Regions from separate parts of the Mus musculus genome. Here regions 1 and 2 are each linked to region 3. The links are chromatin loops, found by intact Hi-C in ENCODE. Cell type or tissue: heart. All regions are shown on one strand. Links, peaks and the distances in the headings refer to the core of each region. The heading gives the core; the rest is flanking DNA. Region 1 holds the start of Parp14 (poly (ADP-ribose) polymerase family, member 14). Region 2 overlaps Slc49a4 (solute carrier family 49 member 4). Region 3 holds the start of Dtx3l (deltex 3-like, E3 ubiquitin ligase).

Region 1 (10,152 bases), core at 2,000-6,999, 66 kb after region 3:
ATTTATAAGGAATATTGGTCTGAAGTTCTCTTTCTTTGTTGAGTCTTTATGTGGTTTTGGTATCAGCGTAACTGTGGCTTCATAAAATGAATTAGGTAATGTTTCTTCTGTTTCTATTTTGTGGAATAGTTTGAAGAGTATTGGTATTAGGTCTTCTTTGCAGGTCTGATAGAACTCTGCACTAAACCCATCTGGTCCTGGGCTTTTTTTGGTTGGGAGACTTTTAATGACTGCTTCTAATTCTTAGGGGTTATGGGACTGTTTTCATGGTTTATCTGATCCTGATTTAACTTTGGCATTTGGTATCTGTCTAGAAAATTGTCCATTTCATTCAGATTTTCCAGTTTTGATGACTATAGGCTTTTGTAATAGGATCTGATGATATTTTAAATTTCTTCAGTTTCTGTTGTTATATCCCCTTTTCATTTCTGGTTTTGTTAATTTGGATACTGTCTCTGTGCCCTCTGGTTAGTCTGGCTTAGGGTCAATCTACCTTGTTGATTTTCTCAAAGAACCAGCTCCTGGTTTTGTTGATTCTTTGTATAGTTCTTTTTTTTTTTTTTTTTTTTTTTGGTTCTACTTGGTTGATTTCAACCCCGAGTTTGATTATTTCCTGCCATCTACTCCTCTTGGGTATATTTGCTTCTTTTTGTTCTAGAGTTTTCAGTTATGCTGTAAGGCTACCAGTGTATGCTCTCTCCAGTTTCTTTTTGGAGGCACTCCAAGCTATGAGTATTCCTCTCAGCACTGCTTTCATTGTGTCCCATAAGTTTGGGTATGTTGTACCTTCATTTTCATTAAATTCTAAAAAGTCTTTAATTTCTTTATTTCTTCCTTGACCAAGTTATCATTGAGTAGAGAGTTGTTCAGTTTTCATATGTATGTGGGCTTTCTGTTGTTTTTATTGCTATTGAAGACCAATCTTAGTCCATGATGATCTGATTGGATGTGCTGGATTATTTCAATCTTCTTTTATCTGTTGAGGCCTGTTTGTGACCGATTATATGGTCAGTTTTGGAGAAGGTACCATGAGGTGCTGAGAAGAAGGTATATTCTTTTGTTTTAGGATGAAATGTTCTATTGATATACGTTAAATCATTTGGTCCATAACGTCTGTTAGTTTCACTGTGTCGTCTGTTAGTTTCACTGTGTCTCTGTTTAGGTCTGATCATGATCTGTCCATTGATGAGGGTGGGGTGTTGAAGTCTTCCACTATTATTGTATAAGGTGCAATGTGTGCTTTGAGCTTTAGTAAAGTTTCTTTAATGAATGTGGGTGCCCTTGCATTTGGAGCATAGATGTTCAGAATTGAAAGTTCTTATTGGTAGATTTTTTTTCCTTTGATGAGTATGCAGTGTACTTCCTTATCCTTTTTGATAACTTTTGGTTGTTAGTTGATTTTATTCAATATTAGAATGGCTACTTCAGCATGTTTCTTAGAACCATTTGCTTGGAAAATTGTTTTCCAGCCCTTTACTTTGAGGTAGTGTCTGTCTTTGACACTGAGGTGCATTTCCTGTATGTAGCAAAATGCTGGGTCCTGTTTATGTATCCAGTCTGTTAATCTATGTCTTTTTATTGGGGGAACTGAGTCCATTGATGCTAAGAGATATTAAAGAATAGGGATTGTTGCTTCCTGTTATTTTTGTTGTTAGAGGTGGAATTATGTTTATGTGACTATTTTTTTTTGAGTTTGTTGAAAGAAGATTACTTTCATGCTTTTTCTAGGGTGTAGTTTCCCTCATTGTTTTAGTTTTCCATCTATTATATTTTATAGGGCTGGATTTGTAGAAAGATATTGTGTAAATTTGTTTTTGTCATGGAATATCTTGTTTTTTCCATCTGTGGTAATTGAGAGTTTTGTTGGGTATAGTAGCCTAAGCTGGCATTTGTGTTCTCTTAGGTTCTGGGGTAATTTTGATAGGTCTTTAAATGTTACTTGACCCTTTTCTCTTCCGGTTTATTTATTTATTTTTGGTTTTTTGGTTTTTCGAGACAGGGTTTCTCTGTATAGTCCTGGCTGTCCTGGCCCCTTACTGCTTTTAATATTCTTTCTTTGTTTTGTGCATTTGGTGTTTTGACTATTATGTGATGGGAGAAGTTTCTTTTCTGGTTCAATTTATTTGAAGTTCTGTAGGTATCTTATATGTTTATGGGTGTCTCTTTCTTTAGGTTAGGGAAGTTTTCCTCTATAATTTGTTGAAGGTTTTTACTGGCCCTTTAATTTGGGAATCTTTGCTCTCTTCTATACCTATTATCCTTAGGTTTGGTCTTCTCATTGTGTCCTGGATTTCCTGGATGTTTTGGGTTAGGAGTTTTTTGCTCTTTGCATTTTCTTTGGCTGTTGTGTCAATGTTTTCTATGGTATCTTCTACCCTTCTCCCTTCTATCTCTTGTATTCTGTTGGTGATATTTGCATCTATGACTCCTGATCTCTTTCCTGGGATTTTTATCTCCAGGGTTGTCTCCCTTTGTGATTCCTTTATTGTTTCTATTTCTATTTTTAGATCCTGGATGGTTTTGTTCAATTCCTTCACCTGTTTGGTGGTGTTTTCCTGCAATTTTTTTTCTTTTTTAAAATGTGTAGCCCAGGCTGGCCTCAAACTCGTGATCCTCCTGCCTCTGCCTCCTTCAGCAAATCCTACCAGTGTGCACCACCACTACCGGCTCCTGCAATTCTTTTTTTTTTTTAAAGATTTATTATTTATTTATTATATGTAAGTACACTGTAGCTGTCTTCAGACACTCCAGAAGAGGGCACCAAATCTCGTTACAGATAGTTGTGAGCCACTATGTGGTTGCTGGGAATTGAACTCAGTACCTTTGGAAGAGCAGTCAGTGCTCTTACCTGCTGAGCCATCTCGCCAGCCCTCCTGCAATTCTTTAAGGGATTTTTGTTTGTTTGTTTGTTTGTTTCCTCTTTAAGGACTTCTAGCTGTTTACCTGTGTTCTCCTGTATTTCTTTAAGGGAGTTATTTATGTCCTTCTTAATGTCCTCTGCCATCATCATGAGATGTGATTTTTAAGTCAGAGTCTTGCTTTTCTGGTGTCTTGGCGTATCCAGGGCTTGCTCTGTTGGGCGAACTAGGTTCTGATGATGAGTTCAGTTTCTGTTGCTTATGTCCTTGCCCTTACCTCTTGCCATCTAGTTATCTCTGGTGTTAGCTGGTCTTGCTGTCTCTGACTGTGTCCCTCCTTTATGCCTGTGTGTGTCAGCACTCTTGGGAGACCAGCTCTCTCCAGGCGGGACCCAGGTATGGAGAGCTGTGGCACAGGATCATCTCCAGGCTCAGTTGGAAACGGGAACCAGGAGAGACTGTTTTAAAATAAAACAAAGTGGGGGGAAAGTGTTATTTAGCAGTAAATTCATCCAGTCCCAGATCTTTCTTTGTGAAGAGACTTTTAAAACACAGATCTATTTTATTTTTTGACCATGTGTGTATATTTGTGGCATCCAGAAGAGGGCGATTAATCCCCCGGAGCTGCAGTTACAGGTGGGTGAGAACCATCCAACACGGGTTCTGAGAACTCAGTTTCTCTGCAAAAGCAGTGTGCTCTCTGAACCTCTGAGCCATCCCTCCAGCCCTGTGAGCAGACTTAGAATCACTACTTCAGTATCATTGTTGTGAGTCTGTTTAAGTTATTTCTATCTTCTGGGTTTAATTTTGGTAGGTTATATGCATTGAGAAATTTGTCCATTCCTTCTATGGTTCTCAACTTTTTTTTTTTCTGAGTAGAAGTTTTCCAAATATTTCCTAAGGATCTTGAGTTTCACTGGAGTCTGTTGTAACACTTCCCTTTTTATCCCTAAATTTTATTAATTTGGGTCTTCTGTCTCTTTCTTTTGGCTAATTTGGTTGTCAGTCTTGTTAATATTTTCAAAAACCCAACTCTTAGATTGATTTTTGTGGAATACAGTGTTTTATGTTTTATCATTTTTATCAGTAAAACTTACAATAAACACAGAGAGACAAACTTTCCCGCCTAAGTCCCTCATGGTATCATTTTGGTATATATTGTGCATAGTAAGATGTATGAATGCGACAGTGCTGTGTTTACTGTGAGTCTTGAGAGGTTCCCATGTGGATCTAATTCAGTGATTATCTGGCAGAAATCCAGAAAAGGTTTTTATTTTTTCTTTATTCTGCACAAACTACGCATGATTAAGTTGTAACTTTCTTTAAAAAAAAATTCATGTGAATGAATGTTTGCCTGAATATTATGCCTGTACACCACAGTTGTGAACATCATGTGGGTGTTGGGAATTGAACCCAGGACCTCTGGAAGAGTAGCCAGTACTCCCAACTACTGAGTCATCTCTCTAGCTCCCATGTTGTACCTTTCTGAAGATACTGTCTTTCCTTCCCATCTGTGGTGCTTGATCTCAATAATCACCTGGAAGATGGACCTCAAGGCATGCCTGTGGGGGTTTATGTAGGTAAACAGAGGTGGGAAGTCCTGCTCACTGTGGGCGGCACCATTCCCTAGGCTGGAATCCTGGAGAAAGTGAGATGATCAGAAGCATTCATCCCCCTCTCCTCCTTGACTGTGGGGACAATGTAACAGCCACCTCAAACTCTTGATGCCCCCTCAAAATCTTGTTTCTGTGACTCCTGCACTATGGTGGATTACAACCTGGAACAGGAGTTGTCAATTTTCTTGGTAGTTTGGATGACACAGGGATGAACTCCAAGAAAAGTCAGCACTCTAGCCTACCTAAGCCAAGCCCTCTACACTGACCGGGTCCAACACTGTTTGGCTCAGGTGATGAGCGCCATCTGCAGGCAGAATGCTGGAAATTGGAGAAAGATACCTGGATACTGTTCAGCATTATTTAAAGATCAGGAATTTTAAAAAGCCCAGTAAATTCTCTTCCGTGCATCTCTGATCTTCTTTGTACTGATTCAGTTCTTTGGTATTAAGTAACAATATTCAAGTTCTGTCTTTCTCCAAAGAACCTTTGAACTGGACAGACCTTGAGATAGATTTCATATCTTTCTTTCACTCACATCTGACAAAATTTAATGCAACCTCAGGGACACAGTTTTCAAAGTATACAAGCAAACTAAGCACTTAGTGGTGTTAAATCATAAAGAAAATCATTCTAAGATGATTCTTGAGTTCACATATGCTTTTACCATTTACTGTAAATGGAAGCAAATTTGCACATTGTAACAAATGTGTTTCTTTTTATAGAGAGAACTAAATCATGGCTCAAATATTTGCTACTGCAAGACATGAAGCCCTTTCAACTTTCTTCAGAATATTTTTTTATTTTAAAATTGTCAATGATGAGAACCCTACTTTGAATTAAATACACAATATAAAATGACAGAAGTGTGTTTAGGACCATTTCAGAACTTGGAATAGAAATTCTGTCTTAATCACAAGCCAAAATTCACTGAAAGAAATTTAATTATACTTTTTTTATTTAAGTGTATGGGTATTTTGCCTGCATGTATGTCTGTGCATCATATGTGTGAAGTGTCCGCAGAAGCTGTAAGTTTTACTGGATTTCCTGGAACTGGAGTTACAGGTGGTTGGAGTTACTATGCAGGAGCTGGGAGTCGAACCTGGGTCCTCTGGAAGAGTAGCCTGTTCTCTTAACTGCTGAGCCAGCTCTCCAGCCTCTGAAGTAGCAATTTTTTTTAAAGATTTATTTATTTATTATATGTAAGTACACTGTAGCTGTCTTCAGACACTCCAGAAGAGGGAGTCAGATCTTGTTACAGATGGTTGTGAGCCACCACGTGGTTGCTGGGATTTGAACTCCGGACCTTCGGAAGAGCAGTTGGGTGCTCTTACCCACTGAGCCTTCTCACCAGCCCTGAAGTAGCAATTTTTAAAATCAAGCATTCTAACATGGTACGATCCAAAGATAGACTAACTTGTCATGTTGACAAATGACAGCAGGAACATATTAAAAGTCTGCTTTCTATTACTAAGACATTAAGTTTTTTTTTTTTTAAGAACAGAAACATTGTATACATTAAAAACTGTGATCCATATCATAGTCTCTCATCTGAGCTGAGTGTTTCAGAGAGTGTTTACTGGTATTGTCTGGTGTGAAGATTTTATATGTGCAAAAGTGCACATGTGTGCTCAGAACACAGGCTTCAGTGGTGCCAGGAGATAGCACCGGTAAGCAACGGAATGCTATGTAGTTGATTTTGATTTAATTTTTGGTTATTGTGCCTTCAGAAGCCTTTCAGCGTTACCAAGATTTTCTCAAGTCTCACACTGGGTTGTGCGATCGGTCTGATTACCATCTACAGAGAAATGGGACCTATCTGTAAAAAACCGTTAAAATTGCCTAGATACTCCCACCTCCAGCCCCGGTTCACGGCTTTCATTTACAATGCCTAGCTGCTGGCGCCTGGGATGTCCTGGCTGACACCACCAATATCTCCCACATCCCTCTTTGTACCAACATTTGCCCATATCGAGAACTTTTCTGTTTTCAAAAATATTTAACTCCAAGAAACAAAATATCAACTTTCTGAGCCCAAACCCCCATCCCTCACCCGGCTGCTTGACTCCTGGGTCTTCCTGTCCATTCAAAGTTTTGGAAAGATCTGGGAAAAAAAAAATTGCCAGGCGGTGGTGGCACATGCCTTTAATCCCAGCACCACTGGGAGGCAGAGGCAGTTCGAGGCCAGCCTGGTCTACAAAGTGAGTTCCAGGACAGCCAGGGCTATACAGAGAAACCCTGTCTAGAAAAAAAAAAAAAAAAGGGGGGGGGGAGGGGGGAAGCTCTGAGTGCTGCCTCGGCTTCCTTCCTTTTTTTCAGACCTCGGTCCTCTTCAGACTCCCCATCGTCCCTGTTCTCCATCAGATAGTGTTACCAGGGGCCCCGAGGGGGTCACCATACTCTAGCCCTGGACCGGCAAAGCCTGCTTTAATGCGTATCCCAAATATTCGCTCATCACGCGTTAAGGATATACAGATTCCCAGTCTCTTCTTATCCCGGTCACAGTAGGCGCACCTCACTCCTGTTGCTTGGACCACTCCTGGATGAACTGTTCATATCTTTCGGCCAATCTTGTCTCCAAAGGCAGCTTAGAGGCCATCACGTTCTTCCTAGGAGGGGGAATGGGGGAGGCGGGTGTCGGAGCCCCAAGAGCCCTAGACCAGTAGCGGGACCAGAGCCCTCTCCTGAGCACCCAGGTCAGCCTGGCTTTCTCTCACTCCTGTCGAACTCAGCCACCATGCAGCAGCCTAAGTTATTTTGTGTAAGTGAACCACAAAGCCCCAGAGACCCACCATCTAAGGTCATTTCTTAGTAGTTCTTAGGCTCTCGGGTAGCACGTCCCTTGCCCAGAAGTGCTACCTGATCTTTCCATAATTGGGCTGGGAGCCCATGCTCTTCTGCTCCAACACCTGTGTATTTCTCCCTAGAGTTGTCGACCGTCTCCTGTGTCCCCATACCTGTGTCCCTCCGTTGAACACCCAGAAAGCATGGACGCCAGCACGCGTTCCTCAATACTGGGAGTTTGTAAACACAAAGTATGCACAGATGAGAAAACAGAATTCTGAAGCAGGAAAGTCAGGTCAGATGCCCTCGGGTGGTCCCCCAAGTGAGCAGGGAGCATCCTGAGAGGATCGTTTTCCTTCTCTTATACAGCGTGGGTTTTCAGGTATGCAGAAACTATCCTAGTGATGGAGCAGGGCTCAGCTGTAGCTCAGGTGGAGTGCGGGCGGGGCCCAGCTCTGGAGCTGCTAAGGAGGTGGCCTGGAGGCTAGAGCTCGGGTGGAGGATTGACTGGCTTCTGTTGAGAGCAGGAGAACAAAGTGCCTGGGGGTGGGTGGGTGGTAGCTCTGTGTGTGTGTGTGTGTGTGTGTGTGTTGTTGTTGTTGTTGTTGTTGTTGTTGTTGTTGTTGCACTATTCCAATCCTGGGATAGCGAGGTGAAGATAGAAACTAAGGACGGGGAGGGATTTCCAGGAAATGAAAGCGAAAGAAGTTATCTCAATGTTAAAACTCTGAGCAGTTTTGGACGACCCAGCAGTCGCCGCTTCCTAGTTCAGTCAGGATGGCAGCGTCGGGTTCCTTCCCGCTGCTGGTCGAGGGCTCTTGGGGCCCCGACCCCCCAAAGAACTTGATCAACAAGTTGCAAGTGTACTTCCAGAGCCGGAAGAAATCCGGAGGAGGGGAGTGCGAGGTCGTCCCGGAGCCGGGGAACCCAGCACGCTTCCGGGTGCTCTTCTCCCCGGAGGATGGTGAGGGGCGCGAAGGTCGGGGAGGGTCGCCTCGCGCGGGGTTTGGGACCATGGGTGCCAGGTCTAGCCCTCGGCTGCAGCTCGTTCGGTGCGGGAGATCCTGGAGGCAGAATCTGCGTGGCGAGCGCAACCGGGAGTGGCGTTCCCCTTGCTTTCCCAGTCGCTCCCTGAAGCAATCTGTGGACCTTCCCGTGTTCGTTTGTTTGTTGTTTGGTTGTGAGCCTAGCCTTTCACGGCTGAGCCATCTCTCCAGCCCTTGTTTGTTGTTTTAACTGTCCTGTTTTTATTATTCAGGTGGGGCAGGAAAAGAATTAAGAAACGGGAGGAGTCCAGGGTCCGCTAGCACCGCAGGGTTCTTAGGGAGATGAGCTTGAGAAGTGAAAAGCCCTAGAGCTCTTGTGCCTCAGTGGAGGAGGGAGGGACAGGGCAGGGGTGGGTAATGGGTGGTGGTGTCTTGTTCCTACCTCGTCCTTCAGCCCCAAGATGATCTGAGGTGGCTGTAAGCTTGGAACCCAGGTTGGGATAGGGACTGGGGGTGTTCCCTCATCTCTGGAAGGTTCCTGAACAGTTAAGCAGTTGAATGTTCCCCACCTCTATTGGCCTTCTGCAAAGGAGGCCCAGCCTTCATTTCTCGCTCAGGTGGGTGAATGGAAGTCCCAGATCTGTGACTTCTGGAAAGCCACCATGTGTTAATATCAGAGATTTTGCAGACCAGGGTCATCCTCAGAGTGCAGGATGGAGGGAACATTTGGGCCAGAGGAGAGGAAAGGAGGCTGAGGAGACCGGGCAGTGGGCAAGGTAACAGCCCAGCAAAGACCCAAGAAGGAAAAAAAAAAAAAAAAATGAAAACAAGAGAAAGGTGTAACACAGGGTTTCAGGAAGCCTGGGTAGGAGGGCACAAGAGACCTGCTTAGCTCTGATCCCTTCCGGAAAACACAGGTTTGATTTCACAAGGGAGCCCTCAATGGGCAGCTAGCTAGTAAAGTGAGAATCTCATTTTTCACTTTTCCTAGATCAGTGATTCTCAACCTTCCTAATGCTGCAGACCTTTAACACAGTTCCTCAGGTTGAGGTGACCCCAACCACAAAATTATTTTTGTTGCTACTTCATAACTGTAATTTTGCTTACTATTATGAACCAGAACCTAATCCCCAGGAAAAGATCATTAGATCCTAAGGGGTTGTGACCCACAGGTTGAGAACCACAGTAGAGGGGTCCCAGTTTGATTCCAGCTGTCAGTATCCCAGCAGACATGACCCGTATGGAGAGCGCTTTTCTCTAGAATGTCACTGTCCTCAAATGAGGGTCACATGGTAGGGGTGCAGATTACTGGCATCCTGGTCACAGAGAGGTCGGGGTAACTAGACATCTCCAGCTCCACCCTAGACACTGTAGTACAGTGAGTGTCGACTGAATAAGGATTGTGTACCACCAGCCCTCTGACGAGACCCGAACATGCTAAACATTAAAAAAAATCTGTTGTTTATCTAGACCATCAAACCAACAAAACAGAGGGACTGAGAGACTATCTAAGATATTGGTACTATACTGAAATACACAGCACGGAAAAATAATTGTGATAATACAATTCCAGTTTTAGCCTTTACAGCAGACCCCGGGGCTGGCCAGGTGACTCCGCCCTGAAGGGCTGGGCTCACAATGAAATTCACCAGTCGCAGGATCTCTGCTTGGCTTTCTCCCTACAGGGCTCCTAGCCCACAGCCCCCCAGGCTGCTCCAGGCCATCCCTCTGGTTTCACTTGCAACAGAGAAGACTCAAAATCTATTAAAATTTAACCCTGTTGAGGAGGCAGTCTTTAGGGTGACTAGAATGTCTCTCTATTCACTTTCGGTTTCCTACTTGAGGCACTGTTTCCTCAGTAGGAAGTCATCTGGAATTTCCCTGTAGCAGCAGCATTTCTTTCCTGTAGAG
Region 2 (10,152 bases), core at 3,374-8,373, 210 kb after region 3:
GAGCTGAGAGCAAGTTACTAAAGTCTAAGAGAAGTAATTTTTTTAATTCTAAATTATTTCATATTTAAAAATAGAATTTGAGGCTAGGTAGTGGTGGCACATACCTTTGATCTCAGCACATGGACAGCAGTGAGTGGCAGGCTGATCTCAAGACCAGCCTGATCTAACAGAACAAGTTCCAGGACAGCCAGGGGTACCCCAGAGAAACCCTGTCTCAAAAAACAAAACAAAATAAAAAAACAAACAAACAAAAAAAAGAATTTAAGTAAAGAGCACTAGCTTACCCCAAGGAAGTTTGTGCTGTTTTTAAAAGTCAGTCAGTCTCTGGCTTCGACAGTGCAGGTCATACCCTGGGGGCTGGTAAAGTCAACGAGCTGTGCTCAGGAGGAAAATGTCCCAGGTGCTGTGCACCTTCACTCTCCCGGTCTGGGTGCACTGTAACAGCCACTGACTTTATTGTCCTTATTTGTAAATAGAGACCCTTCAGGGTGAGGCCTGTATGTGAACAGAGGGGCCCGTGGGTATTGGCGCCACTTGGCATTCTGATTTCTAGTCTTCTGATTTCCATCTTAGCCATTAGTTATGTGACTGAGACTCCACGCAGTGCTTTCTAGAGAAAGGGAAGGTATAAAATTATAAATGGTACTTTTCAATGTGTTATTAACTTCTTTAGGGAGTAGGTCTGAAGTTTTAGTTACAAAACTTTACATGATTACACATGTTATTGTGAGTGGGAGTCACTTGGGAATCGTAGGTGTTTGTTCCACGACGCCGGAAAGCATAAGGATAGGAAACCAGGGTACTGTGCAACTGAGATGTCGAGTGCTCAGAAGACGCAGAACTGAGCCAGGGGCATTTCTTTGAGAATCGAAAGACTATTGAATAGAATGAGGATTGCAGCTGTGCATGGGTGCCATCCATGTGGCCCTCAGGGCTTGTTTTCTGCGCAGGGCATTGGGGGCCACAGATGCCCAGAACAGTTAAGGACTCAACAGACCTCTTATGTGCACAGGCCCTGGGAGTGCACAGTTCTGTCCCTGCATCCCAGGCTGTGGGTGTGGGAGGGGCCACAGTGTCTTACTCTCCCTGCTGCTCACTATGGAAACCCAGGGGAGGGATAAACAGGGCTCGCAGAAGCCAAGTGAGAAGGAGAAGAGCAGCTGGGAGGAAAGGAGCGAAAGCAGTTGAGCTGAGGTTGGGGACACAGAACTCTCTGGAAGCCCTGTGAGAAAGCGCAACAGAGCCGCAGCAGACAGACCTGCACAGGCCTAGTGAACAGACTCCCACATTACACACCTTGAGTTACCTAAGACCACTCCTTGGCCATAAACTAGCACAGCTTAGCTTCTGTCCTGCCCTCAGCCACCATACTGTGACAGTGATGTCCTGGTGACCTTTGCACCCTCAACATCTTCTGTAACAGCATTAATGGTGAGCGTGGTGGAGACAGTATGTGTGTCACAGCAGGGCCACAGAGGTGGGGGTAGGCCATTGTCTCCTTTTGCTCTGGGGTTCCCAAGGATCAGACTCTGGCCCTCAGGCTCGGCAGGGAGCACCTCAACCTGCTGAGCCGTCTGGTTGGCTCTCACTTTGCTTTTTTCCATTGCTAAATTAAAATTTCAAAAAAAGGTCACAAATGGAATTGATCTCATGTATGCGTTTGAATGACTTGAGAGTTCTAAACAGTTTAGTTGCATACTGATTATGCTTACACAGGTCTATAGTGAAAAAGACATCGTGTGATAGCATTGCTGTGGGCATCTTGGGATCTGCTGGCTTTGGGGGAACTATTTGGTCACATAAACCTTTGGAATTCACTTCTTTCACTCAGAAAATTATTTCTCTTACACAAGAGATCTTTTTTTTTTTTTTCATTTTTGAACCTGGCAGTATCAATGGCATTTGGAGATATTTTCCCTTCAAGTAACCTATGTAACATCCATGGAGAGACAAGTAGGCCTGCCTTGCACAGTTCACTTCTTATTCACTTAGCTTCTGCCTGGGCCCCTGCCTCCAGCCTCATTATTCCTTCTTTCTGCTTTCGGGAAATAAGATGCGAGAGAGAGAGAGAGAGAGAGAGAGAGAGAGAGAGAGAGAGAGAGAGAGAGAGAGAGAGAGAGAGAGAGAGATATGCATGATGCTTAAGAAGCACAGGTAGGGAACAGACACCTGGCTCTCTTTCTTGCCTAGACTTCTGGCTTTTTCCTTCAGGATTGCGCATGGCTATGTGTGAGTGTGTGTTGAGTCGGAGGGCGAAGGGGAAAGGGTTTGGTCAGAGAGGTAAGCATGCTAGGTATCAGATTAGGAAAATGGACAGGAGCGCGGTGGAATGGAAGCAAGTGTGACCTCCACTGACCTTGTACCTGAAGCCGGAAGCAGAGCGCTAGGACTGGGGGCCTCAGTGTGGGGCCCTGGTCCAGTCCCTGCACACTCCAGAAAGAGGTCTTGTGAGCCAGAGGTTCCAGGAGCTCAGCCAGCCTTGCACATGCTCAGGAGATACACAGTCTTAACTTACCTTCTTGTTCTATAGAAGCAGTGGAGTCTCGATGTCCAGGGCCATTCAGACATCTGGTCACAGTGCTCACCTGAGCAGATAGTGATACAGGGAAATCAGGGTTCTTAGTCTCAACGATAAAAGATTTTAAGTACAGACTGAAATGGAGCCGTGAATTAGCGTGTAAAGCCTGGAACCGGCTAGCCATAACACCTTGGCGGCTGCTTGGAGGGGAGGAGGGAAAGCGTGGCCTCTCTTGCTGGCACAGTGGTCACACACAGGGTGGACAAGAGCTACACCATGGGAGGGATGCTTTAGAAAAGAGTAAGGGAGCCCAGATTGTTGGGGGAAGCGTGCTTAGAAAAGAGATGAAAAGAAGGAAAGAAGAAAGTCACCCTACCTTTTTGAATAATTCAGAGAAGCAGGCAGACTTACCACTGTACATGGTGCAGCCTTGTGAGCTAATGTGTGGGGTGGGGGCCAAAATTCGGGGGGGGGGGCAGGTGAAAGTACAGCATCTCATTAAAGAACCAGCGATCCTCACTGTCTCTTTTGCATGGCCTAGGGTGCATTCCTGTCCCTGGGCTGGTCCCCAGCCAAAGTGACTGAACCAGCCCAGAGACTTTCTGTCTGACATTAGAAGTGTCTTAATTATTGTTTTGTGTATATAATCCTATTATCTGACATGCAACAGGTATGAGATACTGAGCTCAGCTGTATTGTTTTCTAGCACCTGTTAATGAGCTGCAGAGTACTAGGAAAAAACAATGTGTTTTGAATCTAATTTTCAATTTCCTTTGTTAGCACCCTGGCAAGTTTCTTCTGAGCCGAGGCTCACATATTTCAGCAAACTGAAACAAGAATAGGACAAATGAACCAAGTTCTATGGCTATGAGGAGGCACCATGACTGTGGCAACATTTACAGAGGAAAGCTTTTGATTATTATGAGCTGGCTTTACAGTTTCAGAGGTTTAGTCCATTGTCATCATGGTGGGAGACATGGCAGTATGTATACAGACATGATGCTGGAGAGGAGCTGAGAATTCTACATCCAGATCTACAGGCAGCAGGCAGAGAGAGACACTGGGCCTGGCTTGAGCATTTCAAACCCCAAAGCTCACCCCTATGATACATTTCTTTCAGCAAGGCCACACCTCCTAATAGTGCCACTCCCTGGTAACTAATGCATTCAAATCTATGAGCCATGGTCGCCATTGGTATTCAGACCACCACACCAAAGTTATAGCGAGTTCTTAGTTTGGTATTGGCACAGTGAGTAAATGGTGAACTGAGTGTCCTTGGTCTCCCTCCAGAGAAAGCGTGTCATTTAGAAAGTCGGTCAGCTCACCTTTTCAGAATGTCAAATTCTTTATGTGTATGCATATATATCTTGTTGTAGTTAAACTGCTGTTTGGTTAATATCCTTTTCATTTAGAAAATGCTTGCTTCAAATGTCTCACAGACTTCCAACGTTTCCAATTCCAGGCTAATCCATGGGGGACAGATACTGAACGGACTGGCAGGTCCGACTGTCATGAATGCGGCGCCATTCCTCTCTACGACGTGGTTCTCTGCTGACGAGCGAGCCACTGCCACAGCAATCGCATCAATGCTGAGTTACCTCGGTGGAGCGTGTGCGTTTCTCGTCGGGCCCCTGGTTGTTCCAGCTCCCAACGGGACGGCACCCCTTCTCGCTGCGGAGAGTAGCAGGGCTCATATTAAAGACCGAATCGAGACCGTGTTGTATGCAGGTGCTTTGAAGATTTTTTTTTCTTCTTCTTGTATTCTTTGGTTTCTATTCCAGTCTCTGCTCTCTAGTTCTGCTGTGCCAGATCACATCACCAGAGACCCCTGAGGACTGACAGATACTCGCACTCGAATGCACTTTCATTATATCTTATGGATATGCCTGTTTGAAACAACCCTTCCTAGGACAGCACTAAATGTAATATGTATACTTGCTACATGGAAAAGTCTTGGTTAATTTTACATTTTAACTCCACTTGCAATAAAGTACTCTGTAGCATATATTCTTGGGATTTCTCTAGACATGGTGTCTAAATGTCATGCTTAACTAAACATTTGTCAAGCATCAGTTGGTAGTGTTCAGCCTGCTTTCTCCCATTATTGGTCACATTCTTGCACCTTATTCACCCCAATCACCTGTAGTTTATTCTTCATTGTTCTCCATATGTTAGTCTATTAATCATACTGACCTTTCTAAATTCCAGTGCCTAGGCAGAGACAAGTATACATGGGGAGTCTTAATATTTAGCAAGTGAGTTAAAGCAAAATTCAGCATAATCTAATCCCTCATCTTTATCACCTTAGTTTCTTGCATCTACTCCCTTGTTACTTTGTTTTTGTTTTTGTTTTGTTTTGAGACAGGGTTTCTCTGTGTAGCTTGGCTGACCTGGATCTCACTCTGTAGACCAGGCTGGCTTTGAACTCAGATATCCGCCTGCCCCTGCCTCCTGAGTGCTGGGATTAAAGGCGTGCGCCACCACGCCCGGCAAGTCCCTTGTTATTTTGAGTCAAGCCCTACACTCGCATTTCAGGGTTTGGTGTGGACGGAGTAAAACTGAAATCAGGGAGAAAGGAGAACATTTTCATTTACATTACACGTTTACACTCTCAGTCTCTTCGTTTCTTAGTTTTAGTTGCTTCCTTATCTCGTTTAACTTTCCTGTGCAGTGTGAGTTCAATCAGAAGTCGTCTCCATCAGACAAAACCCTATCCTTTCTGGTCCCTTCCCACATTCCTTCTTTCTGAAGAGTCCTCTGAGGCTGCTTTAGAATCTCTCCTACAGGGTTTGGATGGGCTTTCCCGTGGAGTAACTGTTCATCTCTCAACCTTTGGCGATCTGGCACAAACCAGGCACCTCTGTGCATCTTTGTTCATAGCGCGCCTCCTACTGGTGGCCTGAGGAATTTAAGGGCACACACGCCCAGCCTCTGCTCTGGGCTGGTGGAGGCATCAAATTTTGCTTGTCTTTGTTGAGCTAGGTATTTAAAAAATAAGTATTGACCCTTGTGTCATAAGTAGCACTTCACCTTCATTTTTCTTTCAGAATTTGGAGTTGTCTGCCTAATATTCTCTGCCACGCTAGCTTATTTTCCGCCCCGGCCTCCTCTTCCTCCCAGTGTCGCTGCTGCGAGCCAGCGGCTGAGTTACCGGCGGAGCTTTTGTAGGTTACTAAGGTGAGTGAGTAGACTCAGGGGCATTGTGTGGCAGTGGCCATAGCTGTGGCTGCATTCTCTCTGTGGGGGGGTGTGGGGGTGGGGGTTATCTGTCACGGGGGTGGCACACGCATGGAGGTCAGAGGACAATAAAGACAGTTCTCTCCTCCACCTTTACCTGGGTTCCAGGGATCAAACTCAGGCTGTCCGCCTTGCTGGCTGGGAGGTGCTTTCAGCTCTCCCACCCCTGATTCTTAATGTTCAAGGATAATTCAAACTGTTTATTTTTCAGCATTAATCAAATTGTAAGTACTCCATGCCAATATTAATTAAAATACTAATTATTTAATTCTCTAACAAATATATGTTGAAAACTCACACTATAACAAGATGGCATTAATTTTTGCTCTATCCATATTCCATGTAGATTAATACTTAAAATGTTTTCTGGTTTTTTGAAACAGGGTGGTTTCTCTGTATAGCCCTGGCTGTCCTGGAACTCACTCTGTAGACCAGGCTGGCCTCGAACTCAAAAATCCACCTGCCTCTGCCTCCCAAGTGCTGGGATTAAAGGCGTGCGCCACCACACCCGGCTTGGCTTGAATTCTTATATCTGTCAGTCTCCTTGTTCTTCAGCTGGCTCTCACTGGAAACTTACTTCCAGGTCAGGTCTGTAGATGTCGCACTCTGTGGTTAGACAGGACTCTGTCCTTTGTGTTCCTTGTGACTTTTTAGTCAAACCTTTGCACTGAGGTGGGCTTCCCTTTAGCTTTAGGTTTAATTGGTTGGTTGGTGGCTATTTTGGGTGGCTATTTTTGATTTGGTTCTTATACCTGCACTTCCCTTCCAATCCTTATTCCATCCTAATCTCTTCTAACCCCCAACAGCTAGGTAGGAGAGAAAGGTTAGAGGGGAAAGGTCATAGATCTCTCCAGGCTTCTTCCTGCTGATTAGGGTCATTGGGTTCCTTGGAGCCGGTCCAATCTTTGTAGTCAGGATATCTCCATCTTCTCGTCAAACCCCAACAGCAGCAACCAGGAGCAGCGAGGGGAGCAGCAGCCTTGCCGGAGGCCCTCCCAGCCCTCTCGGGGCCCCATTTATACCTCTCCAGAGTCCCCAGAAGTAAACTGTGTGCAGCTGACAAAGGTCATGCCCCTCCTAGAGCACAAGGCAGTCATGGGTAGTGGCTGTGGACAAACTGAAACAGCCTCATCTCCCACACCAGGGATTCAGGCCAAATGCAAGGTGAGCCCCCAGTCTAGGTCCTGGTCCAAGGAACTATTAAAGGAACTCATGAGGCAGCAGGCAGCATGCAAACACTTGGGGCTAGAGAGATGGATCAGTGGCTGCTTTTCCAGAGGACCCAGGTTCAATTCCCCTCAACCCACATAGCATAACTGGGGTTTTAAAGAAACCAAAATTGTCACTGCATTTGGTTGTCAGTGGCCCTGAGGATTGAGGCAGGGCCTGTGCTCACTACGCCAGTACTCTGGCACTGAGCCACAGCCCTAGGTCTCTCTTTTGTCTTTGTTTTACGTGATTTCGCTGGTGAGGGTAGTCCTTGATATGTGGAGAGCTCTCTTTTTCTTCTCAAGTTGTCTCCCCACTGCTCAGTAAACAAATGGCCCTCAGGGTTAGCCAGTCACTTTTTATCCCCCTATCCATTGTGTACCTGGACTGCTTCCAGTTCATTGCTGCCAAGACACAACCGCGGTGATGCCCTCACATGCCATGCATAGATGTGAGTCTTTTTGGAGAATGTGCCTGCTGGTGCATTGTTAGGCCATAAGGTTCTCTACACCCAACTTGCCTGGCATCACCAGGTTGATCTCAAAGATGCCCAGCGGACGTCACATTATCAACAGTTTGTAATTATCTGATTTTGCCACTGTAACAGCTGTGAGCTATGTTTCATTTAATTTATATTAGCTCATAATTAATATGTTCAGACTCTCATCCTATGATTTGTGGCTTATTAGACTTCATCTACTTAAGTTGCTCTCCACAGTTTTGCCCAATTTTTAATGGTAGTTCTTAAATGGTGTGCATATTTTAAGTATAAATCTCTCTTCGATCTAAACACTTTCAAGTATCTACTCCCGGTCTCCTGTCTGCCTAATCATTTTGCACAGTTTTTAAAGTTATTGCTTGTTGGTTTTGTCTTTCACATGTGCATTTTTATCCTACCTTAGTAAATGTCTTTGGCAGCCGGTGTAGGAGGACGTTTTTCCTCAGATGGCGAGCAGCATCTGGAAGCATCCCTGGCACGTGGCTGGCAGTGCCATTGTACTGTTTGTAGGATTTCTCTGTCTCCGTCTCCGTGGTCATCTTTGTTGTGAGCCAGTGCTACACTGTCACTGCCTTGGCCGAGCAGTTAGTCTTGCTATCTCAGGACAAGGGTTTCCGCACCAAGCTTTTTAAAGGGTGACTTAGCTTTTTAAGGAATTTTATTTTTCATATTTCTTAAGTTTCTAGAAAAAAAATACAAGTAAGAGTTTAGTTGTGACTACACTGAATTTACATGTAGGCTGAGAGTGTAAAGACTGTGCATCTATTTAGATTGTTTCTGTTCTTGTAGTTAGGTTTAAGATTCTCGCCCCTCCCCCCTCTTCCTTATTCTCTCCCTTCCTCCCTGTCTCTCTCTCTTTCATATTAGTCCCTGGCCTTCCTGGTTTATTCCTAGATGCTATATGGGTTTTCTTTTGTTTAGTTTTGATTTTTTTTTTTTAAGATGAGGTCTTGATCTGTAACCCAGGCTGTTCTGGAACTCATGGCCCCAAACTCAAAGTAACTGTCCTGCCTCAGCCTCCTAAGTGCAATATAACAACTTACTAGTATAGCACAGCAAACCCTGGGGATTTAAGAGCTATAAGTGAAAGGATACTTATGCAATCTCTTGTTTTGCTGGGGCTTTGTAACTTTCATAATATATATTGGTCATAATCTTTCCCTTCCTCCAGTTCATCTCAGGCTCTTACCTATGTCCCTCCCCACCCAGCTTCGTATTCTCTCTTAAGAAAGCCAAACACAAAACAAAACAAAAGAACCGTGGGGTCCGTTTTGTGTTAGCCAACTATTTCTGAGCGTGGGGCCTGCCCTGGAGTGTGATTGATATTACCCTGTGATTCCACTAAAGAAAACTGATTTTCCTGCTCCCGGCAGATATATACAAAGAGCTTCTTGGGTAGGGGTGAGACTTTGTGTCCACTCTCCTCTCGATGCTGGATTTTGTGTGTATTGAACCCAGGCAGGTCTTGCTCATGCTGCCATGGTCTCTGAGTTTGTATGTGCCTCTGTCCTGGTTCCCTGATTCTACCAACTCTGGCTCTTACAATCTTCCCATCTACTGACCTTGAGGGCAGGGCTGTGATAAAATCATCCCATTTAGGGCTGGGTGCCACAGAATTCATTCTTATAAGAAAATAAAATGTTAGAGAATTTCAAGTTTATCAACAAATGGACACACACTCCTTATTCTGTGTTCTGGTTTCAAAATGACTTAAGTATTTCATAAATAGTTTAAATTCTACATTTTAAATTTGTAATAATCTTTTCTTTTGCAGCAATTTGAGGTTTTTGATGATTGCTTTAGCATACGCAATACCACTTGGTGTGTTTGCTGGCTGGTCTGGAGTTCTGGACTTAATTTTAACACCAGTGCATGTCAGTCAAGTAAGTATTTGTACCTGTATATGTTGTTGGTATTTTAGCTCATTTAATTTATAAATAATGGTGATAAGTTTTGATTTTAGCTTCAAAGATTAGGTAAAGTGTTGCCTAACTAAACAAGATTCCTCTGGGACAGTTGAAAACTTGATTTTTAACATCAGTGTTGAGTTTCGAATTTCTTTGGCTGCTGTTAATACTGATAGACAAAAGAGAAAAAGCCTTAGTTTGGGTAACTTTATCCTTCATCCTTGTTTCATACTTGATAAATTACAAACTCATCACCTGATATATTGCTATTCTAAGTACTTTCTTGTCTCCGAACTAGGATGCCTCCTTTTTATAAAACATAACCATGGGCCAGCAGGATGGCTCCGTGGGTAAACCCTGATGATCTGAGTTTGATACTCATAACCCACGCAGGAGGAGAGATCTGAGTCTCCACACACTGTTCTCCAGCCTGCACTTACGAGTGCGTACACACAAGCACACACACATGCACACACGCATACACACACACACACACACACAAGCACACACGCATACACACACACACACACACACACACACACACACACACACACACACACATATACAAACTCGGAAGAATTACCCATGAGATTAAACCTTTTCACCATGCTCGATGCCTGTACTGCATTCTCTTTGCTGGTAGGAAAGGCAGATAGAGACCCAGCATACCACTGTGCCACCATTGCTCTGAGTGAACAGTCTGGCCATCTGCTTTTAATGAGCCCTTGGGTTGTCTCCCACTCTTTGCTGTCACAGTGGGGCTGTGTGACCATTCTCATGCA
Region 3 (10,152 bases), core at 2,880-7,879:
AATGCCACTTATGGCCTATATGGGGCATCTGTAACACAATGGCAGGCTTTCAGGCACTTCAGTTCAGGGGCAGGGGAAGTTGATGGTAGTGATAATACAAGGCCTTGCTATGTAGTTCTTGAATTAGAATCTTCCTTCCTTGAGCCTTTAAACTTTGGCCTACCACCATACCCACCCAGCATATACATCCAGGTTCTGGATAACCCAGCCTGTAGAGTGTCAGTATCTTTTTCTGCAAATCCCTCTTACTGGGCAGGTGGTGGCACACGCCTTTAATCCCAGCTCTTGGGAGACAGAGGCAGGTGAATCTCTGAGTTTGAGGACATCCTGGTCTACAGAGTGAGTTCCACAGCAGCCAGAGCTATACAGAGAAACCCTGTGTTAAAAAGCAAAAAGGAAGGAAGGAAGGAAGGAAGGAAGGAAGGAAGGAAGGAAGGAAGGAAGGAAGGAAGGAAGGAAAAGAAAATTCTTCTTACCTTCAGAAACTGAACTTTTGTCGACCTTGCAACCAAGGTAATAATATACCTAGAAATCACTTAAATATCTGTACTCAATCTGTTTCCCTGCTGTATATATATCCAGTCTGCTAAACTCGCCTTTAAGAAAACAGTGTAACCAACCTTATATGCTTTGCAGTCAGTTTTTAAAACATAAACTAAATGCATGGCTTTATGTATGTGCGTACGCTGTCACCCTCTTCAGACACACTAGAAGAGAGCATTGGATCCCATTACAGATGGTTGAGAGCCACCATGTGGTTGCTGGGAATTGAACTCAGGGCCTCTGGAAGAGCAGTCAGTACTCTTAACCACTGAGCCATCTCATCTCTCCAGTCCCTAAATACACAGCTTTAATCTTAAACTACAATTCTTCCAAGTCCCTGACCCAGAATAATGTGTGTGCCTGTGTGTGTTGTGATAAGCATTTGCTGAAAGCAGCCAACAGGTTGAAAGGAACCTTAAACAAAATAAATAACAAATAAATTACAAAAATAAATAAATAAATACAAAACAAAATAACAATAACAAAATAAAAAACAAATTAACAATAAATGTGAGAAGCAACACATGGATATATGTTGAGAACATCTGTTTGTGGGTCACCTGGGGTCAGTAAAGTAACTTCTTTCCTTCTAAAATTAAAAAAAAAAAAAAAAGAATTCTTAATTCCTTTACCATACTGTCTTTTCTGTGCTGTTAAATAAACAGCTGTTTATTTATAAATGCTGTTAGGGACAGACAACAAGGACAGACAGACATCAGATACACACAAAAGGCAGATTATAGACAACACTACAGACAAATGGAAAACATTGCAAAGAATAAAATTATTCTTTTGTTTGTTTGTTTGTTTGGTTGGTTGGTTTTTTGTTTTTTTTCGAGACAGGGTTTCTCTGTGTAGCCCTGGCTGTCTTGGAACTCACTTTGTAGACCAGGCTGGCCTTGAACTCAGAAATCCGCCTGCCTCTGCCTCCCAAGTGCTGGGATTAAAGGCGTGTGCCACTACCGCCTGGCTCTTTCTCTTTATTCTTTGATGAGATACCAATATAGCCTTTGCCTCTAAGAAAGGAAGATGAATGTCAGAAAACTGGAGCCTTATTTCAGAGACGTTAAAATGTAGGACAACGGGCTGGAGAGATGGCTCAGTGTTTAAGAGCACTGACTGTTCTTCCAGAGGTCCTGAGTTCAATTCCCAGCAACCACATGGTAGCTCACAACCACCTGTAATAGGATCCAGTGCCCTCTTCTGATGTGTCTGAAGACAGCAACAGTGTACTCATACAATTAAAAAAAAAAAGTAGGACAGCAGATTAAGTGTAGTAGTTTACTCTGTTTCTAACCTGAGCTGCCAAGAAAGACTTCTGACGACCTCTCTTACTCAAAAGAAGCCACAACTTAGCAGTCGGTCTCAATTGGCCTTCACACTGATGGCAAATGGCTCACCCCTAGAAACTAGGCAGGTTTACTCTCTCAGCTCTTGGTCAGTCTTTCTGCTCATTTTGGCTGTCGTGGAATGGGTCAGAAGTGTGTCACAGGGCTGGCATGCTGATATGCACCTTTAGTCTTAGTGCTCAGAGGCAGAAGCAGGCCGATCTGAGTTCCAGGCCAGCCACCTCCACAAAGCTAGACCATTCTCAAACAAATAGAGAAAAGAGTCTCTGCCAACAAGGGAAAGGATAGTGGGGGGGGGGCCCAAGAGAACATGTCTTCAGCTGCCACAAGCCTCGGAAGCAATTCCCCTTCCAAAGCACATGCCCACATCTCCACAGCGTCTGCAGTCACACACCTGAACCCCTGAGGGGGGGATAGTCTCCTTCTGAGTGCCCTCTTCTGCGCTGAGGAAAGAGCTCAGCAAAGGCTTTCTTAAATGAGAGGGAGAGAGAGGCGATCATACCTGGTCTTTCGGCGGGAGCTGCCGCCCATGTATCCTGTGAAGAAATGAAACAGCTGCTTTAAAAGCCTGAAGCTGCAAAAAGCAGAGATGACCAATTGCACACACGCCGCCCGCTAAGCAGGAATAGCATAGGTTCTCAGGTTTAGGGTTTGGGGAAGGAAATTTTTTAGTTTGTTGTTTAGATTCATTATTCGGTTTGTTGATATTTTCGTCGTGTTTTTTTTTTCCATTGTTGTTTGGTTTTTGTTTTCCCCAAGACAGGATTCCCTGTGTAGCCCTGAAACTCACTCGATAGACCAGGCTGTCCTCGAACTCAGCCATCTGCCTGCCTCTGCCTCCTGAGTGCTGGGATTAAAGGCGTGTGCCACCACCGCTGCCAGGCTTGTCCTATCGTTTTTTTAATCTGTGTACCCAAAACACTGAAAACGCTAAAAGCTGCAGCAAATACTGAGCCTATCTGTGCCTCTTAAAGAGGTCAATACACTTCGTTTGTTTCACACTGTAGACCAGGCTAGCCTCAAACGCACTATAGAGCCCAGGCTGGCTTTGAACTCACTATAGAGCCCAGGCTGGCTTTGAACTCACTATAGAGCCCAGGGCTGGCCTTGAACTCACTATGGAGGCCAGGCTGGCTTTGAACTCACTATGGAGGCCAAGCTGGCTTTGAACTCACTATAGAGCCAAGACTGGCCTTGAACTCACTATAGAGCCCAGGCTGGCTTTGAAGTCACTCTAGAGCCCAGGCTGGCCTTGAACTCCTAGCAGTCCTCTTTCCCCAGTCTCCCTAGTGCTGAGGTTATGTCTGCTGCCATGCTTAGCTGATGCACTTCTAAGTCAGAATAAGAGAAAGGGCTGGAGGCTAACACCTGAAAAGGCTCAAAGGCCTCAACCGTAGTGAGTCTCAGACCAACGCTCTCAGATGGGTTCAAGTCGTGTGGAATTTCTCTGGCCAGAATAGAACACATGAGGCTGTGAGCCTCTCCAGATGCATCTCCCACATCTGTAAGGACCCACTCACTGCCAGTTGCCTATTTCATGACAAACAGAAAGTGGGAGTTTTCAGATCGACTTAAAGGAGCCTTTCCCCATGCCCACTTCCTGACCCTGTCCTGAGAGACAGCTGCTGAAAGACTAAAGAAAATCCACACCATATGGTGGCATGAGACTGGGTCTTACGTAGCCTAGGCTAGCCTCAAACTTACTACATACTACCAAGCCGAATTTATGCATTACTGGAAATTGAACCCAGGGCTGTATGCATGGTAGGTAAGCCCTTTATCATCTGTGCACAGTCCTAGTCCTGGAGATGATATTTTTTTTAAAAAGGCCTTCCATCACCTTGTTCATTCTGCTAATTATATCAGTATATTATTTATTAATTTTTAAGATTTATTTTATTTATATGAGTACACTGTAATTGTCTTCAGACACACCAGAAGAGGGCATCAGATCCCATTACAGATGGTTGTGAGCCACCATGTAGTTGCTGGGATTTGAACTCACGACCTCTGGATGAGCAGTCGGTGCACTTAACCACTGAGCCATCTCTCCAGCCCTATTTATTAATTTTTTATGTTTTGAAATTTGAGATAGGGTTTTACTCCATAACTCAGGCTAGCCTGGAACCTGTTGTGATTTTTCTGCCTTAACTTCTTGAGTACTGGATGCCCCCATACTCAACTATATTACTATACTCGAGTTTTCCATTTCTAACTCGGAAAAAAACTTTTAAAATTGTAATTTAAGTTTATACGTGTGGGTGTTTTGCCTGCATGCATGTTTGCGTATCACATGCTTGCTGTGGAGGCCACAAGAGGGCGCTGGATCCCCGGAAGCAGAATCTTCATGTGAGGACTGGGAATTGAACCTGGGTTCTCTGGAAGAGCAGCTAATGCTCTTAACCACTAAGTCATCTCTCAGGCCCCAGAAGAAAACTTTGTGTGTGTGTGTTTGTGTGTGTGTGTGTGTGTGTGTGTGTATGAGCCTACGTGAGTTGTGTATACCACATGCATAGAAGAGTCAACAAAGACTAGAAGAGGAAATTAGATCCCCTGGAACTGAGGTTATAGGCAAGATTGTGAGCCACCACATGAGTGCTAGGAAACAAACTTAGGACCTCTACCAGGGCAGTAACTACTGAGAGTATAAAATCATATGAGGGTGCTAGGTGTAACTGAAGGCCCCAGCTTTCTTAATGTTGTGGGGAGAACCCTTCATGTAATAATTGGATTTTTCATGATGAAAAGTATTTATATTTCTGGGTTTACCATGTAATAGGCCATTCTTCAGGTCCCACGTGGGTCTTCAGATATTTATATTTGTTTGTGTTTCCAAGTGTAGTCTGTAGATCGAGGAGATGGTGGCCTGTTTCTGGGAACAGATAGAAAGAACGCAATAAGAGCTGGCCAAAGCGGAGGCAACTTGGGTTTTGGTTACTGTTTTTGAGATAAGGTCACATCAAGTTACTCTTGCCTGGTCTGGAACGTGCTATGGAGATGAAGACACCTGGATACTAGTTTTAAAGGCTTGTGCCACCAATGACTAAAGCCAAGGGGGATCTTCTAGGAATACAACATAGGAGGCTGACGCTTTTGATCCCATTGCTGGGAGACAGAGACAGCTGAGTTTGAGGCCAGCCTGGTCTACAAGTTCTATGACAGCCAGGACTACACAGAAAAAAAAAGACCCTGTTTGGGAAAAAAAGAAGAAGGAGGAGGAGGAGGAGGAGGAGGAGGAGGAGGAGGAGGAGGAGGAGAAGGAGAAGGAGAAGGAGAAGAAGAAGAAGAAGAAGAAGAAGAAGAAGAAGAAGAAGAAGAAGAAGAAGAAGAAATAAACCATAGGAGACCTGAAAGAAAATTCTGCTGTTTAGAGTTTTTCATGTCAATGGTGAGGATGACCATGTGATTATAGCATTAATACTGTTTACCTTCAGGGAATTTTAGTTGGAGTGGGGGGGGGGGGGGCTGGAGGGGCTGGAATAGGAAACGCTTTACAGAAGTGAGGTCTTGAAGGTGTTGGTACACTTAGAAAATGGTAACAAAGTGCTGAGACCAGGCAAACCACCTAAGGAGCAGCCTTCTCAACAGTGGTGCGTCCCACCGGGCGTGTGAAGACTGAGGAAACTGCTTGAACCTGCACGGGCTGTGTTCTGAATCTGTGATAAACAACTCTGACCTAAGGATGTCTGGATAAAAATCTGAAGCTCTGGGAAATCGCACTTTCTCATGATTTTAACCTAGTAGCCTAAAAACTAAAATTATGAAATGTTAGACTCATGACTAACACTTACAATAGTCTCTGGGATGATCTGTAATGTCTTTGCAGTAGAAAAACACTGTACAACACGAGAGCACAGCTGGCCATGCCCATCCAGGAGTCACTCGAATACTAACCCCAAACTGGCCGGACAGGATCCGGGGAGCCTGCAGAGGGCAGTATTGCTTTCACACAAGAAAGACCTCTAAGGTTCCTTGGAGGCTGCAGCTGAGAGGTTGCTTTGGGGTGCACTTGTCTGTCTTGAGGCAAGCAGGCCAAAAGCAAAACTTCCTTTTTCCTTGTCCTTTTATATAGGCTGCTACCAGGACGCGTGACCCAGATTTAGGGCGGGTCTTCCAGTCTCAAAAGACCCAATCAAGAAAATCGCTCACAAGCACTACCCAGCTAGCTGGGGTTTTAGCTGATTCCAGACGCAGTCAAAATGACAACCAAGATTAACCATCACCTATGAGCTAAACTATGGTGTTAACCTTTAGAATTAACACACATAATCCCCACTTTATTTCTGTTGACGCTATAGATCTTACAGACCCTTCCTCTTCCTCTCCCTGGCCTGGAACCCAGCCCTCTGGACTTTAGGCTACTGCTGTCCCAGCCTAGAATACTTTCCTCCCCTCCCCCAACCCCTTAAGATACCTCTTGAAACCTGCTCTTTGGCTTTTGCTTTGTTCACAGGTACTGACTGCTTCTGTGCTCAGTTCCTCGTTACCTCCCTCTCTAGGGACTCAGGGAAGCAAGCCGATCTGTGCTATTCGCTAACTTAAGGCCCTCGAGCAGAAAATCCCTAAGGTGCCCAGCTAACAGGAAAAGTACAGGTCACCAAGCAGGTAAACTCTCTCCACTTGAAATCAGAACCGCATCTCAGTAAATACTAGTTACAACAATCATTTCAAAAAGTACAAACAGGTGAAACTCTTTACCCCTCTATTCCGCTCCACCCTTGAGAGGCCTGAACCTGGGATCCGGGTTCCCGCCAAACTTCCGATCCTGCAAGAATAGAAGGGCGACCTGCCACCGTAGGGAAACTTCCTCTGAGCGCCCACCGCCGAGCGTGCGAACTACTCACCGGGTGATGGCTCTGAGAGATGGCAGAGCAAGACAGGCGGCGGCTCTGCGGAGAACAAGGAGGGACCTTCTGGGGAATCGAAACTGAAACTTTGCCTCTCGGGTCTTTAGGGCAGGGCTCGCCTTTGCTCTTCCCTGTCTGTGCAGCGCCCCTGAGCCCCAAACGAGCCAGACGCGGATAGCCATGGCTTCCAGTCCCGACCCGCCGTCCCCGCTACTCGTACGGCTGCGGGAGTCCATCCCCAAGGCGCACAGGAAGCTCGAGATATACTTCCAGAGCCGGGCCTCGGGAGGTGGGGAGTGCTCTGTCCAGCCCGTGGGCCCCAGCGCCCCGGACACCTACGAGGTGAAGTTCCTAAAAAAAGCAGGTGAGCCGGGGCAGGGGAAACAGGGCAAGGCTCGGGTGCAAGGGTAGAACCAGCAGGTTTCCAAACCGATCCCTGCATGCTTCCGACGAGAGCCCACGCGAGTGTGGCTCTCTGTCTGTGGGAGAGTGCGGTCCACAGACTCCCTCCATCCCACAGTGGCGGAGAGAGCCTCGTATGAGTCCAGCCGCTGATGAGGTCGCGGTTCGACTCCATCTGAGAATTTCCCAGCAGACCCAGTTGAGAGAAGAAACAAAGTGTGGGGGTTGGGATTGAGGAGGAAATCCAGAACCTTGTGCACGCTAGGCAAGTGCTCCACCACCGATCTCGACTCCAAGCCATTTTAATGTTGTAAATAAAGATTCCGTTGACTTATTTTTAAGGACTACAAAAGTAATATATGACTTTAAAGAGGAAAGTCAAAGAAAAATTATCTGAAGATAGTTTGGTGGGGTTTGGTTTGGTTTTGGTTTTGGTTTTTGGTGTGTGTGTGTGTGTGTGTGTGTGTGTGTGTGTGTGTGTGTGTGTGTTTGGTTGATTTTAGAGACAGGGTTATTCCTTGTATCCTTGTCTGTCCTGGAACTAGCTCCATAGGCTGACCTCAAACTCGCAGAGATCCTCCTTCCTCTACTGGGATTAAAGGCAGGTGGTGCCACACTAATGTCCTCAATGGGGGCATTTTCATGCATTCTTTTCTGAGAGTCAGCAAATGAATATACATTCTAAACTTTTTGATCTTGTTTCTTTTGGGGGGCCGGGGGTTTCACCATTTAACTATACAATAACCATTATTCAATGTCATTGAAATGAGAGATTCAAAACCATTACAAAACATAGGTTTCCCCACCACCACCCCTTTGAGACAGGATCTTGCCATGTGCCATTGGTTGGCCTTGAACTCATAATACCCCTACCCCTACCACTACCATTTAAGTGCTAGATTGTGAGTGTGTACCAGCATGCCCAGACTAGAAATGTGATTTCTAATAACCAAATTATATTCCTATGCTAAAACTTAAGCTCCCTTCTTTAGAGTTCTGATTAGCTTCTCCTATCACCAGCCTGCTATTCCAGAATGCCAGAAATAACTGTTCAGGTCCTCTGTATGCATTTGACCAGGAGCCTACAACAGATACCACCAAGGGCCAACTTGGTGAACCAATGCATTACTTATTGCATTGGTATTGGTTATTGGATTTACTTACAGGAATATGGGAAACGACTCAAAGGCAACTGCATCACCAAAGCCCACCTAGCATGGGTGACAGCTCACAAAGCTGGGAACCTGGAGCTCACTGCACACCTACAGGCAGCTCAATAGGTTAGGGAGTGTTCTTTCCAGGTGGCTCAGTTGGTCTAAACTTCCTCCTAAGTGGAGCTTAGAGTTCACTTCCTGCAGGCAGCTTCTCTGGTGGTTTAAGTTTTCTTCACAGCTTGTTTTGTCTAAGAGTCTCCTATGCAGACCTTTAATGAGTCCTCACAGCAGCTCTGTTCTGGGAGTCTCAGGAGGACTCTTCCCAACAGTCTCTATTGTTTATTCATTCAGGGAGGGGCCTATGAGTCTGGTCAGTTTCTGGGATTTCCTGAAGCTATTTTGAGTTGTTTACCTTCTTGCTTAAGGAACTTCTTTGCAGGGTGGAATGTTTCAGTCTTGAGAAAATTTACACAACAGTCCCATACCCTATGGTTTATTCAAATAAAGTCTATGGAAGGCGAACCAATGCATTTATAGTAGTGGCACATGCCTTTAATTGTAGCACTCTGGAGGCAGGGGCAGGCAGATCTCTGTGAGTTCAAGGCCACCCTGGTCTACACCAGGAGTTTCAGGACAGCCAGGACTACCTAAGGTCTCAAAAACAAAAAATAAAACAAAACAAAAAAATGAACAACTAAAAAGCATATGTGAGAACATGGGTAGCTTATGTGAAAGTCCTAAGCTTATTAGGGACATCTCTGGAGGTAGCATGCTCAGACGTTTCTAGAATCAACCTACAGGGATACTGAGGATCAGCTATGTAAATTCTCTCTTATTTCTGTGTGAATGTGTATGTTTAATGTCTCCCCTGAAGATAAGGAGAAAGTGTTGAAAAAGAGCGAACACGAGATGTTGGTCCATAACAAACCTGTGACCATTGTCCTGGAAACTACTAAAAAGCCAGTAGAGGACCTGAGACCCAGACTCCCATCCTTGACACAGCCAGTGGAGACACCAAGCTCCAGACCTCCGTCCTTGACGGGGTCTCTGGATGAAGCACTTTGTGATGACATACATCCCCAGGACGGGCTCGTTTCTAACTCTGTTGACTCAGTTGTCCAAAAGGTGAGTGTTGACAGAGGAGCTGATGCTGCCCTGGCATCTGCTCCTCCCTTCCCCTCGGTGTTTTCGGGCAGCCTTGTGCACCCCGGACTGTACAGGGAGGAATGAAGCTTAGTTGGTACAGGTGGATTAGCAAGATCTCAGCCAGCCTGAGTTAGGGAGAAACAGCCTTCTCTGGACATGGTTTTCAGGGAAACCTCCCTCTTTATTGGGGTGAACAGGGGCTATATAAACCTGCGGAAGTGGGTAGGGGTTTCGGAGGTGAGTGTCATCATTGGCTGGGGGCATAGATGCTGGGGAATGCTTTATTTGTGTGAAGAGGAATTCCAGGTGCTTGCTTGCTGGACATGTCCTTTTAAGGAGAGAGGAAGTTTAACTTGTGATCTAGCCACCAGGCTACAAGACTGCCTCGAGTGGTGGAGGTGGGGGTCATAAGGCTCCTGTGCACTGGGACATCCTGGTTCCGACCAAGGAGGAAGCAGTCCTGGAGTCTGCGGGTCTCCAGATGTGATTTTCAGGTTCAAACGTATCTGGACCTCACTCTTGCTCCTGACTGGCACCCCTGGTCTCACAGCTTTGGGAACCCACAAGCTGGCACTGTTTCTACAACTGCTTCTGTGGTCACCGCCTCTGCCTTTTTGGTCTAACAACCTTGTCCCAGGGGCTAGCTCCAGGCGAGGCACTGGTCTAGGCACTGGACTACAGAGGCACAGAGACAAGATTCCCATCCTCATG

Evidence for each region. A loop is a pair of places that touch in the nucleus more often than their neighbours do. Peaks named below come from ENCODE experiments on the same cell type or tissue, not always from the same donor. Only the 100,000 strongest peaks of a DNase experiment are listed, where the experiment ranks them.
Region 1: a loop joins it to region 3, with 6 times the contacts of the local background. A loop is called at or near these places in 23 of 42 quality-filtered maps.
Region 2: it touches region 3 in a loop (2.2-fold over the local background); 6 of 42 quality-filtered maps call a loop at or near these places.

What each region holds. Positions count from the first base shown.
Region 1 is chr16:35,869,234-35,879,385 of GRCm38, reverse strand. It overlaps Parp14 (poly (ADP-ribose) polymerase family, member 14), which reads left to right and starts at 8,004. Exons shown (of 17, transcript NM_001039530.3): 1 at 8,004-8,219. The coding sequence starts at 8,033. In heart, for the core only: CTCF peaks have their summits at 2,746 (motif pointing right) and 4,779 (motif pointing left); a DNase peak (open chromatin) is centred at 4,755; H3K4me3 peaks cover 19 bases; H3K27me3 peaks cover 715 bases.
Region 2 is chr16:35,729,480-35,739,631 of GRCm38, reverse strand. It overlaps Slc49a4 (solute carrier family 49 member 4), which reads left to right. Exons shown (of 9, transcript NM_153550.4): 3 at 3,981-4,246; 4 at 5,566-5,695; 5 at 9,238-9,346. Among named protein-coding and RNA genes, the nearest start is that of Gm25967, 12 kb to the right of the region's middle. In heart, for the core only: a CTCF peak has its summit at 5,415 (motif pointing left); DNase peaks (open chromatin) are centred at 5,381 and 7,351; H3K27me3 peaks cover 384 bases.
Region 3 is chr16:35,935,645-35,945,796 of GRCm38, reverse strand. It overlaps Dtx3l (deltex 3-like, E3 ubiquitin ligase), which reads left to right and starts at 6,770. Exons shown (of 5, transcript NM_001013371.2): 1 at 6,770-7,103; 2 at 9,170-9,420. The coding sequence starts at 6,920. Parp9 (poly (ADP-ribose) polymerase family, member 9) reads right to left here and starts at 7,327. Exons shown (of 11, transcript NM_030253.3): 1 at 6,737-7,327; 2 at 4,662-4,764; 3 at 2,395-2,428. The coding sequence starts at 4,676. In heart, for the core only: CTCF peaks have their summits at 4,177 (motif pointing right) and 5,826 (motif pointing right); DNase peaks (open chromatin) are centred at 5,926, 6,956 and 7,256; H3K4me3 peaks cover 1,853 bases; H3K27ac peaks cover 1,208 bases.